Regions from separate parts of the Homo sapiens genome. Here region 1 is linked to region 2. A link is a contact called in ENCODE Hi-C or POLR2A ChIA-PET data. All regions are on one chromosome and are shown on one strand. Each heading gives the region's core, a stretch centred on a gene start or an enhancer-like site at or near the end of the contact. The rest is flanking DNA. Distances are from core to core; before and after follow the strand shown. Region 1 overlaps SGSM2 (small G protein signaling modulator 2). Region 2 has its middle 22 kb from the start of PAFAH1B1.

Region 1 (6,003 bases), core at 3,264-5,763, 190 kb before region 2:
GGATCTTGAGACTAGCCTGGGCAACATAGCGAGACCCTGTCTTTAATTTTTAAAAAAGAAAGAAAAAATGAGGCTGGGTGCGGTGGCTCATGCCTGTAATCCCAGCACTTTGGGAGGCCAAGGCAAGCAAATCACTTGAGGTCAGGGGTTTGAGGCCAGCCTGGCCAACATGGTGAAACTCCGTCTCTACTAAAAATACAAAAATCAGCCGGGCATGGTGGCGGGTGCCTGTAGTGGAGGCAAGGTTATGGTGAGCTGAGATTGTGCCACTGCACTCCAGCCTGGGCAACAGAGCCAGACTGTGTCTCAAAAAAAAAAAAAGAAAAGAAAAGAAAAAATTGAAAAGAAAACAAAATTTCCATAGGTGATTCCGAAGTGCCACTAGGGTTGACAGTTACAACTCTCATAGATCATAGTTTGGGGAACTTTTTTCAAACCAAAGCATTCCTGAGCACCAAGATGGGAGGCCTGTGACAGCTGCCCGGCTGAAGTGCAGGCAGAGTCTGCAGGAACCCAGTGTGCAGAAATTACCCAAGAAAAGGATGGGGCCTTGGTACGGGGTACAGAACCCCCATTCCTGAGCCAGGCTCTGTGTCATGGAGAGAATCCCACGACTTTGGCCCCTGAAGCTCTGATCCCTCACCTGGCTCCATTTAGAGGCCTGTGAGCAGCCAGTCCGGCCAGCATCAGCCCCAGCCCCAGCCTCAGCCTCAGCCTCAGCCCCAGCCTCAATCCCAGCCTCAGCCTCAATCCCAGCCTCAGCCCCAGATATGCGGCTAGGACGGGTGAGCAGCAGCCGCTTACTCTCCGCAGAACTGCTGTATGAGGATGTGTTTGCTGTGTGGGAGGTGATCTGGGCAGCCAGGCACATCTCATCGGAGCACTTTGTCCTGTTCATCGCCCTCGCCCTGGTGGAGGCCTACCGAGAGATCATCCGTGACAACAACATGGACTTCACTGACATCATCAAGTTTTTCAATGGTACGAGCTGGTCCAGCCATCCAGGCTGCCCTGAGCAGAGGTGTGGAGGCCCCCACCTCTGCCCCGCACACAGCTGGAGGGTTCTCAGGAATCCTGGGGGCCCTTCCCCAAAGGCCGGGATGTCAAGAATCTAGCAGAGCAGATGGAAACAGAGCAGGGTAGTCAGCCACCTCCTAGCCTGCTGCCCTTTCTCTGGGCCTCTCTACAGCTCTTCACGTTTCCCCCCAGAACGTGCTGAGCATCACGATGCCCAGGAGATCCTGCGGATTGCCCGGGACCTCGTCCACAAGGTGCAGATGCTCATAGAGAACAAGTGAGCTGGGGCCAGGAGGCAGCAGCCGTGCAGAGCCTGGGCTCCGGCAGGGAGAGGTGCAGGGGAGTCACCGCCCAGACCTCCCCAGCCACCAACCGACCCCACCTCTGTTCCTAACAAAGCGGTTGTGAGCCTGGATCCGACTCCCGGCAGTGCTGACCCTGCAGGGCAAGTCAGGGGCCAGGATGCCCTCGGATCAGGGCCGGGATGGGAGGGGTCAGCCTCAGGGAGCAGCTGCCTTGGGGGACACACCTACTCTGCTCCCCTCTCACACATCTGGGAGTAGCCCCACTGCCACCTGCAGCCGCAGCCTGGACTGCTGCCCACGAGTGAACCTGGGGCCCCACAGGATTAACAGGGGCTATAGCGGCCTGGGCCCTACTCAGCTGGGGTGGCAGAGGGCGAGAGGCTCTGTGCTGTGTCCCTTCTGAGGGTCCCTTTGCAGTCCCAGTATATTGTGCGTGCACCAGCCCCAGCTGGAGCAACCAAAACTGCTTCTGGTTTAGGCACACGTCACGGGTGCGGGAGACCCGGGCACGGGAGACCCGGGCCGCCTTCAGGCCGCTCCCCCGAGATTCTGGGGCAGTCGGAAGATGTGGGCCCTGGGTGGGAGCAGCCCACTTCAGCAGCACTGCCACTGCCTTTGGCCACCTGAGGTGACCCCCAGGCCTCCCCGGCCTTGTACAGTGTACCTCTGTGTATCTGTACAGCCTCGCTCCTGCCACCCCACCCTTGCGTTCTGCATTAGGTACTTCCCTGAAAACCACGTGTAAGAAGTGATGCTTTTGCCAGTGGATGATCTGGAATGCGACCGGAGCACTTGCTCTGAGGAATCCCAGGGTGACTCTGTCGGGGAAGAATCCGGTCACAGCCTCCCCTCAGAGACAGGCCTCAGTTCGAGGGCAGCCCATTATCTGTCGCAGACATCTGCCATGTCCCTGAGACTGCGGGAGGCAGGGGATGCATGGGTGTCCCCATCTGTCCCTGGTGAGAAGCAAGGCTAGCTCTGCCTTCCACATGCTTCTCAGGATGCCAAGAGGCCTAGGAACCCAGAAACCCCCTTGGAGGAGCTGTGTATGCGGGGGTGCCAGGAAGGGCATAGCTCCTGCCCCCAGGCCTAGGCATGCTGCTTGCTCGGCCATCCCCACTTCCTCCTCTACCCCAACACATGCAGGCTAGGCCTTGCCCTGGAACATGGAGGCCCTGCCCGGGGCTGGGGCCTAGTCCAGCAGCCACCAAAGTCTGGCAGACTTTCTGCATTTGAGAAACATGACAAAGGGCCCCGCAGCCCTTCTGCACCCAGCACAGCCTGCCCAGCCCAGCCCTGCCCCCGGGCACTGCACAGCCTGTCTGGGGGCCAGACCACCCCATTGTCCATCCTTGTTGTCCGTGAGTCCTTGGCCTCCACCAAGCACGTGTGGCCATTGTGTGCCTGCCTTAGTGACTCCGTGGTTTTGTGAGGAGCAGAGTGTGTATGATTTTTGCCTCAGAAACTATACTCTTCTGTGTAACAGACCAATAAACAACATTTGTCAACACTGGAGCCTCTGGGACTGGACACTGAGAGACCACGTGCCTTCTTTAAGCTCCACAGTCGGCCAGCCCCAAAAGGCGAGGACGGCAAAAAACTAAAGTTTCCAAGAGAGGTACTCCAGCCGCCAGTCTGGAGGGTGTGGGCTGGTCAGGAAGTCAGGGTGATTTGATAGCCAAACCTCAAGTACTCAGCGCCCTTGAGGGGACCTCACCCCAGAGTCATGGCCCCATCTCACGATGACCAGTGGCCCCTCTAGCCTGTGGATGAGAGAAGGTCCCTGTCCCATCCCTACCCCCTGCCTGCCCTACTGACCAGGCTGCAATGAGAAGCTGGAGCTTGACTATGCCACTGCAGCTGATGGCAACGGAGCTGCCCCTGTGGGTGTGGCTCTCACCCCGAGCACTGTCTGAGAGGCCGGAGGGGAGTGTCAGGAGGAGTCAGACCCTGCTGAGCTATAGACAGGCCCAGCTGTAACGGGTCTGCACCTCTCTTCCTGCCCTTCCCCAACCCGAGTGCTACTGGTCCCATCGTCGATGGCTCCAGGGAGAAGACACCAGTCACACAACATGTCTTCTACCCTAGAGGACACTGGCTTCCTGGACATTAGGGCCTGTTTTCCACTCACTCAAAGCTGAAGACCCCAGCCCATGGTCCTAGCAGGCTGAACCCAGCTTTATTATACAGAGAGAGAGACAGACAGATAGACAGACACAGAGTCTTGCTATCTCTCCCAGAATGGAGTGCAATGGTATGATCATGGCTCACTGCAGCCTTGAACTCCTAGGCTCAAGCGATCCTCCCAACTCAGCCTCCCAAGTAGCCAGGGATGCAGGCCCCCATCATGGCAGTTTTTCTATCTTTTTGGTAGAGGCAGAGGCTCACTGTTGCTCAGGCTAGTCTTGAACTCTGGCCTCAAGCAGTCCACCCACTTGGCCTCCCGAAGTGCTGGGATTACAGGCTTGAGCCACTGCATCTGGCCCTGAACCCAGCTTTTAGGAAAGAGTGCAAACTAGTGGCCAGAGCTACCCAAAGAAACCAGTTGGTGCAGAGAGAGCTCTGGGGCCAGGGAACTTGATGAGCCCTTCAGGGGAACACCCCCGACCCGCCAGCCGACTCTGTTGCCTGGAGGAGTCAGAATTCCTTTGCTGTGACCACCTAAAGGAAATTTCACCTAGCCTGGGAGTAACCCTTCACACACTTCCGTCCTGCCCTACTCCCCCTGACTACTGGACTGGGATCCTGGGACCAGAGGGGATCCCACAGCTTTTCAAAACGATGGGACAGCTGGGGCGGGAAGAGCAAGCAGCACAGTGGGCTCTCCAAACACCATCTCAAGGAACCTTTGCAATCTGGAAAGTCAGGTCTTCCTCTTACAGAGCAGGAGCTGGTAAATGGAAGCACCTGGATTCATACTTTATCCTGACCACAGGCCCCTTTCTTATAAGCTCCAGCTGAGCCATGGGTGAGTGAGAACTGTGGGTGAGGGGGAGCTTTGAGTACAGCTTCTGCCTAAAGATTTAGTGACAGCCCTCAGATGACAGCCAAGTTATCACTGCCTGGGGAGGGTCTTCATCTGTGTTCCCAGTGGGCACAGGGCCTGGCACTGAGCATGCACCCAGGAAGGGTTAACCCTCACCCTATCCCTTCCCTAAAGCGTCGCTTAGTGAGCTAATGGAAGTGACCCAGCTCTTCCAGGAGCTACCAGCAGAGGGAGCCCGCGTCTCACAAGTAAAAAGGGCAGGCTCAGTAGGGAGGGCTGGATTCCGAACTTTCATTTTAATTAAAAAAATTTTTTTTGAGACAGAGTCTCGCTCTGTCTCCCAGGCTGGAGTGCAGTGGCGCAATCTCGGCTCACTGCAGCCTCCACCCCCCGGGTTCAAGTGATTCTCCTGCCTCAGCCTCCTGAGTAGCTGGGATCATAGGCATGCACCACCATGCCCGGCTCATTTTTGTATTTTTAGTAGAGAAGGGTTTTTGCCATGTTGGCCAGGCTGGTCTCGAACTCCAGACCTCAGGTGATCTGCCCACCTAAGCCTCCCGAAGTGCTGGGATTACAGGCGTGTGCCACCGTGCCCGGCCTGAACTTTTTGAAGTCAACTCTTCTCTTTCAGAAAACAGGACCCAAGACAGCACTCCCTTCCTCAAGGATAACCCCTACCCACCCCACCTCAGGAAGAGACGCAGAGTCAGTCTCCCCTGTGGGGACTGGGAGTCAGTCAGGTACTGTCAGGGTGGAAATGAGAAGCTGGGCCCCCTTGCCCAGCCTGGTCTCCAGCAAGGCCTAGCTAGTGGCTCCCTGACCTCACTTCCCACACCACCTCCTCCCATGACAGCCTGCCCAGGGAGAGAAGACACAGCCACAGGGACAAGGGGCTTCCAGCCCAGCTGAGAACACGGCTCTTTGCCCCTGACCTCCAGCCTCTTCTTCCCCTTGTTCCTTTCCCTTAGAGGACAGCTTTATGGACTCCCCGGCTGACCTGTTGTAACTGCACCCCCAGAGCAGCCCCTCAGGAAGCTCTCACCCTCTGTGCCCAATCCCTGGGGCAACTCCCCTGTACCTTTTTTATTGGATCCGAGTCTAGGACTGGCCCCAGGTGCCACAAGGGTGGCAGATGCTGGGTAAGAACTCTGTACCCAGTTCAGAGGTCTGACTGCAGCTCCAACGAAGTCTCCAGCTAGCCGTGTGGCCTCAACAAGTCACTGGGCCACCTCAATCCTGTTTCCTTATCTGCCAAAATGGGGCTAAGTCTGGCTTATTTACTTCACTTGGCTGTTGAAAGATGAAACAAGATAATGCTTGTAAAATGGTCTGAGGAAATACGAAGCTTTGCAAAAGTTTCAGACCGACCAGAACTGCCATTTTCAGAGCGGCGGAGGCACCGGGTCAGAGCCGCTTGAGGACTATGCTGGGCAGACAGGGTCGAGACAGGTGATCTCACCGCTCCTGCCACATGCTTCCCTACAGGCCTCAGCCTCCTTTTGCAATAAAATGACCCAGATGCTGCAGGCTGGCAGCTCCATCTCAGGTTTCAGTGCAGGTTTATTTCAGTTTTATATTTTATTCCAGGCAAGTGCTTATTACATGGATAGTATTCATGTCTCGGTAACTAAAGTCTTGGAGCATGAACAGCCACTAGAATACAGTTCAATAGTAAAAATACAGTATGTACAAAAT
Region 2 (5,625 bases), core at 2,525-5,024:
AAAAATAAAATAAGGTAAAATAGGGAAAATTTGATAATGAATGTCTGGTTAAACATGCCAATCAAATCTGATTTCTTTTTTTTTTTTTGAGACAGGGTCTTGCTCTGTCACCCAGGCTGGAGTGCCATGTCATGGTCTCAGCTCACTGCAGCCTCCATCTCCCGGGCTCAAGTGATCCTCCTGCCTCAGCTTCCTGAGTAGCTGGGAGTACGGACATGTGCTACCACATCCAGCTAATTTTCGCATTTTTTGTAGACACGGGATTTCATCATGTTGCCCAGGCTGGTCTCAAACTCCTGGACTCAAGCGATCTGCCTTGCATGGCCTTCCACAGTACTGGGATTATAGGCAAGAGCCACAGCTCTGGCCTGAATCCAAATATTTATTTGGTTCTTCCTGTTACCCCAATAAAGTAACAGCAAAGAACTAAAAATGTGATAAATCCACAGGTGAAAGAGAACAGTTGCAGAGAATATGAGTGATGTCGACCCCATTTTGGAAGACGGGAAGGATTAGCGATAATTGATTTAGGTTTCAGCTTTCTCTTTTCTAGGTCCTGCAGAGAGAGAAGACCACGAGAAGCAAAAAGCAGCAAGATGACTGGAAAGATTCAGGAATTGGGAGCAGTGAATAACTCAAAGTGCAGTGGAGGTTGGTGCTGAACATCAGCATTAGCTGACAATTTGTAAAAGAAGCAGTTCCTGGCCAGGTGCCATGGCTCACGCCTATAATCTCAGCACTTTGGGAGACCAAGGAGGGTGTATCACGAGGTCAAGAGATCGAGACCATCCTGGCTAACACAGTGAAACCCTGTCTCTACGAAAAAGAACACAAAAAATTAGCCAGGTGTGGTGGCACGGGCCTGTAGTCCCAGCTATTCGGGAGGCTGAGGCAGGAGAATCACTTTAACCTGAGAGGCGGAGGTTGCAGTGAGCCGAGATCGAGTCACTGCACTCCAGCCTGGGTGACAGGGCTAGAGTCCGTCTCATAAATAAAATGAAATAATAAAAAACAGATGTTCAAACTCACTGGTAATCAATGAAATGCAAGTTAAAACAATGAGATACCATTTTATACCTCGCAGAGGGACAAAAATTAGAGTTAGAAAATAGCAGGGTGAAAATTGGAGAAATGATCATCCTTTTGTCTCATTATGGGAGTGCAAACTGGTGCAGATATTTAAGAAACAAATGTGGCTGAATTGGGGAAGTCAAGGATATAAGACCCAGCAACCAGCAATCTCAGCCTGGGTTGGGAGGTGAATTCTGTACATCTGAGAGTTCGCCCATCCACAAGGGGTCGTGTACAAGGATGTTCACTGCAGATTTGTTGTAAAAATGAGGAGGTGGTGTCCATCACTAATGGAATATTTGGGTGCATCTCATGTGCTGCTGCTCAGCGGTAGGACCCAGGAGCGAGGTGGACAGGCAGCGGCCGGAGGAGGTCAGAAAAACAGTGCTGGGGCTGGACGCAGTGGCTCACGCCTGTAATCCCAGCACTTTGGGAGGCAGAGGCGGGTGGATCACTTGAGGTCAGGAGTTCCAGACCAGCCTGGCCAACATGGTAAAACCCCGTCTCTACTAAAAATACAAAAATTATCTGTGCGTGGTGGCGCACCTGTTATCCCCACCTACTATGGAGGCTGAGGCAGGAGAATCGCTTGAACCCGGGAGGCGGAGGTTGCAGTGAGCCGATACTGTGCCACTGCACTCCAGCCTGGGCGACAGAGTGAGACTCCATCTCAAACAAACAAACAAACAAACAAACATAAAAACAGTGTTGGAAAGGAATAGAAAAAGATTCTTGGACCCATACTGTTTATTTAAATAGAAAACATACAACATATGTGGCTTTTATTGCAGAAATAATAAAAATAGAAAAGAAAAGAAGCCGGGCACGGTGGCTCAAGCCTGTAATCCCAGCACTTTGGGAGGCCGAGGCGGGCAGATCACCTGAGGTCAGGAGTTTGAGACCAACCTGACCAACATGGAGAAATCCTGTCTCTACTAAAAATACAAAAAATTAGCCGGGCATGGTGGTGGGCACCTGTAATCCCAGCTACTAGGGAGGCTGAGGTAAGAAAATCGCTTGAACCCATGAGGCAGAGGTTGCAGTGAGCCAAGATCGCACCACTGCACTCCAGCCTGGGCAACAAGAGCAAACTCTGTGTTAAAAAAAAAAAAAAAGAAAAAGAAAAAGAAAAAGAAATCAAAAAGAAAAAAAAAACCATACACACAAAACAGGAGTATGTTTTTTACTACACCTATGTTTCCAAGAAACACATAATGGTGGGTGTTTATGTGGGAGGGGAAGGGGAATGTGGACCAAGAGTAAGGGTGGGGTTCAAATGAATGGGAGACCGTGAAAGACCATGGGCACCATGAGTGGATGAACCTGATGAGCTCAACTCTCCGCACACAAGACAGCCGCAGCCCCCAGTAGCCTTTTTCATGCAATTTCAGCAAAAACCTCAGTGGAATTTCTGGAGGACTTTGCAATATAATTCTAAAGATTTTCTGGAAGAATACATTATGAAAGAAAAATTTGAAAACTTTGAAAAAGAAGATCATCTATCCGTGACTTGGCCTACCAGATAATAGAATGTATAAATAATGCAGCAGTCACTAGAACAGTATGCTATGTGCACACTGGAATGGACAGAAGAATCAATAGAAGAGAAAAAACGGGCAGAAATAGACCTCAAAAATTATCAAAAGCTATTAGATATTAAGAGTGGCGTCAATCGGCCAGGCACCAAAGCTCACGCCTGTAATCCCAGCGCTTTGGGAGGCCAAGGTGTGTGGATCACTTGAGGTCAGGAGTTTGAGACCAGCCTGGCCAACATGGCAAAACCCCATCTCTACTGAAAATACAAAAATTAGCCAGGCATGTGGTGGTGCACACCTGTAGTCCCAGCTACTCAGGAGGCTGAGGCAGAAGAGTTGCTTGAACCCGGGAGGCGGAGGTTGCAGTGAGCGGAGACCGAGCTACTGCACTCTAGCCTGGGTGACAGAGCGAGACTCGGTCTCAAGAAAAAATAAAAAAATAATATACAAAAAATTAGTCGGGCATGGTGGCATGCACCTGTAATCCTAGCTACTCAGGAGGCTGAGGCAGGAGAATCGCTTGAATCCAGGAAGCGGAGGCTGCAGTGAGCCAAGACTGTGCCACTGCACTCCAGCCTGGGCAACAAGAGTGAAACTCTGTCTCAAAAAAAAAAAAAAAATTGTGGCATCAACCAGTGGGGGAAAGGCTGAATTGACAAATGATACCAGAAAAAATGACTAAAAATTTGAGAGTAAAGGTAGAAAAATACAGAGCAATGATTAAGACCCTTGAAAGTAAGATGGGGCAACATAGGGAGACCCCATCTCTACGAATAATCTTTAAAAAACTAACCAGGCTTGGTGGCACACACCTGTGGTCTCAGCTACTCAGGAGGCTGAAGTGGAAGATCAACTGAGCCTGGGAGGTTGAGGCTTCAGTGACCTATGATCGTGCCCCTGCACTCCAGCCTAGGTGACAGAGGAGACGCTGTCACACATACACACACAAAGACCTTTGAAAGTAAACAGACTTGGGGTTTGAATGCCAGTTTTGCCACTGATTAGCTGTGTAAATTGCAGGCAAGATCCTTAACTTCCCAAAGCCTAATTTCTCCCATATTTAAAAGCAAGGTAATAAAAATGACTACCTCACATGATTATGAGGATTAAAAGGGATAATGAGTATACAAAAGTAAAACCACGGTGCCTATTACACAGAATGTGCCTCATACAAGTTAGTTATTTTTATGTCTACTCTGTACCACATGCAAAGTAAGGTGCAAAATGAAACCATAAATGTTCTAGAAAGAAAATGAGTACTATTATGATTGTGGGTGGTAGAGGACTTCCTAAATATGGCCCTAAGGGTGGAAAACAGGAAGGAAAAGATAATAGTTCTGACTACCAAAACAAAACAAAAAGCCCACCACATTCTTTTTCTTTTGAGACAGGGTCTCGCTCTGTAGCCCAGGCAGTGCAGCAGCAAGATCTCAGCTCACCCACAGGTTCCTCCTCTCAGGTCTGAGCAATTCTCCCGCGTCAGACTCTGGAGTACCTGGGAGATTTTTGCTTTTTTTTTTTTTTTGAGACGGAATTTCACTCGTCACCCAGGCTGGAGTGCAATGGCGCAATCTTGGCTCACTGCAACCTCCACCTCCCGGGTTCAAGTGATTATTCTGCCTCAGCCTCCTGAGTAGCTGGGATTACAAGCACCCGCCACCACGTCCGGCTAATTTTTGTATTTTCAGTAGACATGGGGTTTCACCATGTTGGCCAAGCTGGTCTCGAACACCTGACCTCAGGTGATCCACCCACCTCGTCCTCCCAAAGTGCTGGGATTATAAGTGTGAGCCAACGCGCCCAGCCCTAATTTTTGCATTTTTGTAGAAACAAGGTTTTACCATGTTGGCCAGTCTGGTCTCAAACTCCTGGCCTCAAGTGATTCACCTGCCTTGGCCTCCCAAAGTGCTGGGATTACAGGCATCAGCCACCACATCTGGCTCACCATGCTTTTTGGTGCCAAAATCTCTTCACAAAGTCGAAACACAAATGGCAAACTGGGGGAAATGCTTGCAACATATGTAATAGACAAATGGTTTATGGTCTCTTACTAATCTATGAGGAAAAGGTGGATACGACAATAGAAAAATGCACCAAGAACATTGACAAATAAACAGGCTGGGCGTGACAGCCCCACGCCTGTAAACCCAACACTTTGAGAGCCCACAGCAAGTGGATTGCTTGAGTCCAGTAGTTCGAGACCAGCTTGGGCAACATGGCAAAACCCCGTCTCTACCAAAAACAAAAAACAAAACAAAAAAACATAAACAAAAAAGAGGTTACAAATATATAAATGGGGGGGATGGCGGGGCGTGGTGGCTCACGCCTGTAATCCCTTTGGGAGGCACTTTGGGAGGCCGAGGCGGGCGGATCACCTGAGGTCGGGAGTTTGAGACCAGCCTGACCAACATGGTGAAACCCCATCTCTACTAAAAATACAAAATTAGCCGGGCATGGTAGCACACGCCTGTAATCCCAGCTACTCGGGAGTCTGAGGCAGGAGAATCGCTTGAACCTGAGAGGCAGAGGTTGCAGTGAGCCAAGATTGCGCCATTGCACTCCAGCATGGGCAACAAGAGTGAAACTGTGTCTCAAAAAAAAAAAACAATAAAAAAAAATTAATGAGGAGGGACGTTCGACCTCCCTAATAAAGAATATAAATGAAAAGAAATCCCATTTATCAAATATTAAATTAGTACAATACGTTTTTATGATACTATTTCATTTCACTAAGCATACTTTTGTTTTGTTTTGTTTTTGAGGTGGAGTCCCCCTCTGTCACCAGGCTGGGGTGCAGTGGTGCGATCTCAGCTCACTGTAACTTCCAACTCCCAGGTTCAAGCGATCCTCCTGCCTCAGCCTCCTGAGTAGCTGGGACTACAGGTGTGCACCACCATGCCCACCTAATTTTTTGTATTTTTAGTAGAGACGGGGTTTCACCACATTGGCCAGGATGGTCTCCATCTCTTGACCTCGTGATACACCCACCTCAGCCTCCCAAAGTGCTGGGATTACAAGC

Evidence for each region. A loop is a pair of places that touch in the nucleus more often than their neighbours do. ChIA-PET counts read pairs that join two places held with the same protein, here RNA polymerase II (POLR2A). Pooled maps may share reads with other maps.
Region 1: a loop to region 2 is called in a pooled map, with 3 times the contacts of the local background. The contact joins two enhancer-like sites. A Hi-C loop is called at or near these places in 1 of 168 maps with a recorded cell type or tissue (sciatic nerve) and 2 of 50 pooled maps. POLR2A ChIA-PET finds 5 or more read pairs at or near these places in 2 of 52 experiments (activated CD4-positive, alpha-beta T cell and activated T-cell).

Annotation. Positions count from the first base shown.
Region 1 is chr17:2,378,223-2,384,225 of GRCh38, forward strand. It overlaps SGSM2 (small G protein signaling modulator 2), which reads left to right. Exons shown (of 24, transcript NM_014853.3): 23 at 814-981; 24 at 1,210-2,832. The coding sequence ends at 1,298. It overlaps MNT (MAX network transcriptional repressor), which reads right to left. Exons shown (of 6, transcript NM_020310.3): 6 at 5,851-6,003. Among named protein-coding and RNA genes, the nearest start is that of MNT, 20 kb to the right of the region's middle. RefSeq lists an enhancer at 4,599-4,808. Within about 2 kb of position 4,514, at least 6 of the 41 ENCODE cell types and tissues checked have a DNase peak (open chromatin) inside an H3K27ac peak, as active enhancers do.
Region 2 is chr17:2,568,362-2,573,986 of GRCh38, forward strand. No RefSeq gene overlaps it. Among named protein-coding and RNA genes, the nearest start is that of PAFAH1B1, 22 kb to the right of the region's middle. Within about 2 kb of position 3,775, at least 2 of the 41 ENCODE cell types and tissues checked have a DNase peak (open chromatin) inside an H3K27ac peak, as active enhancers do.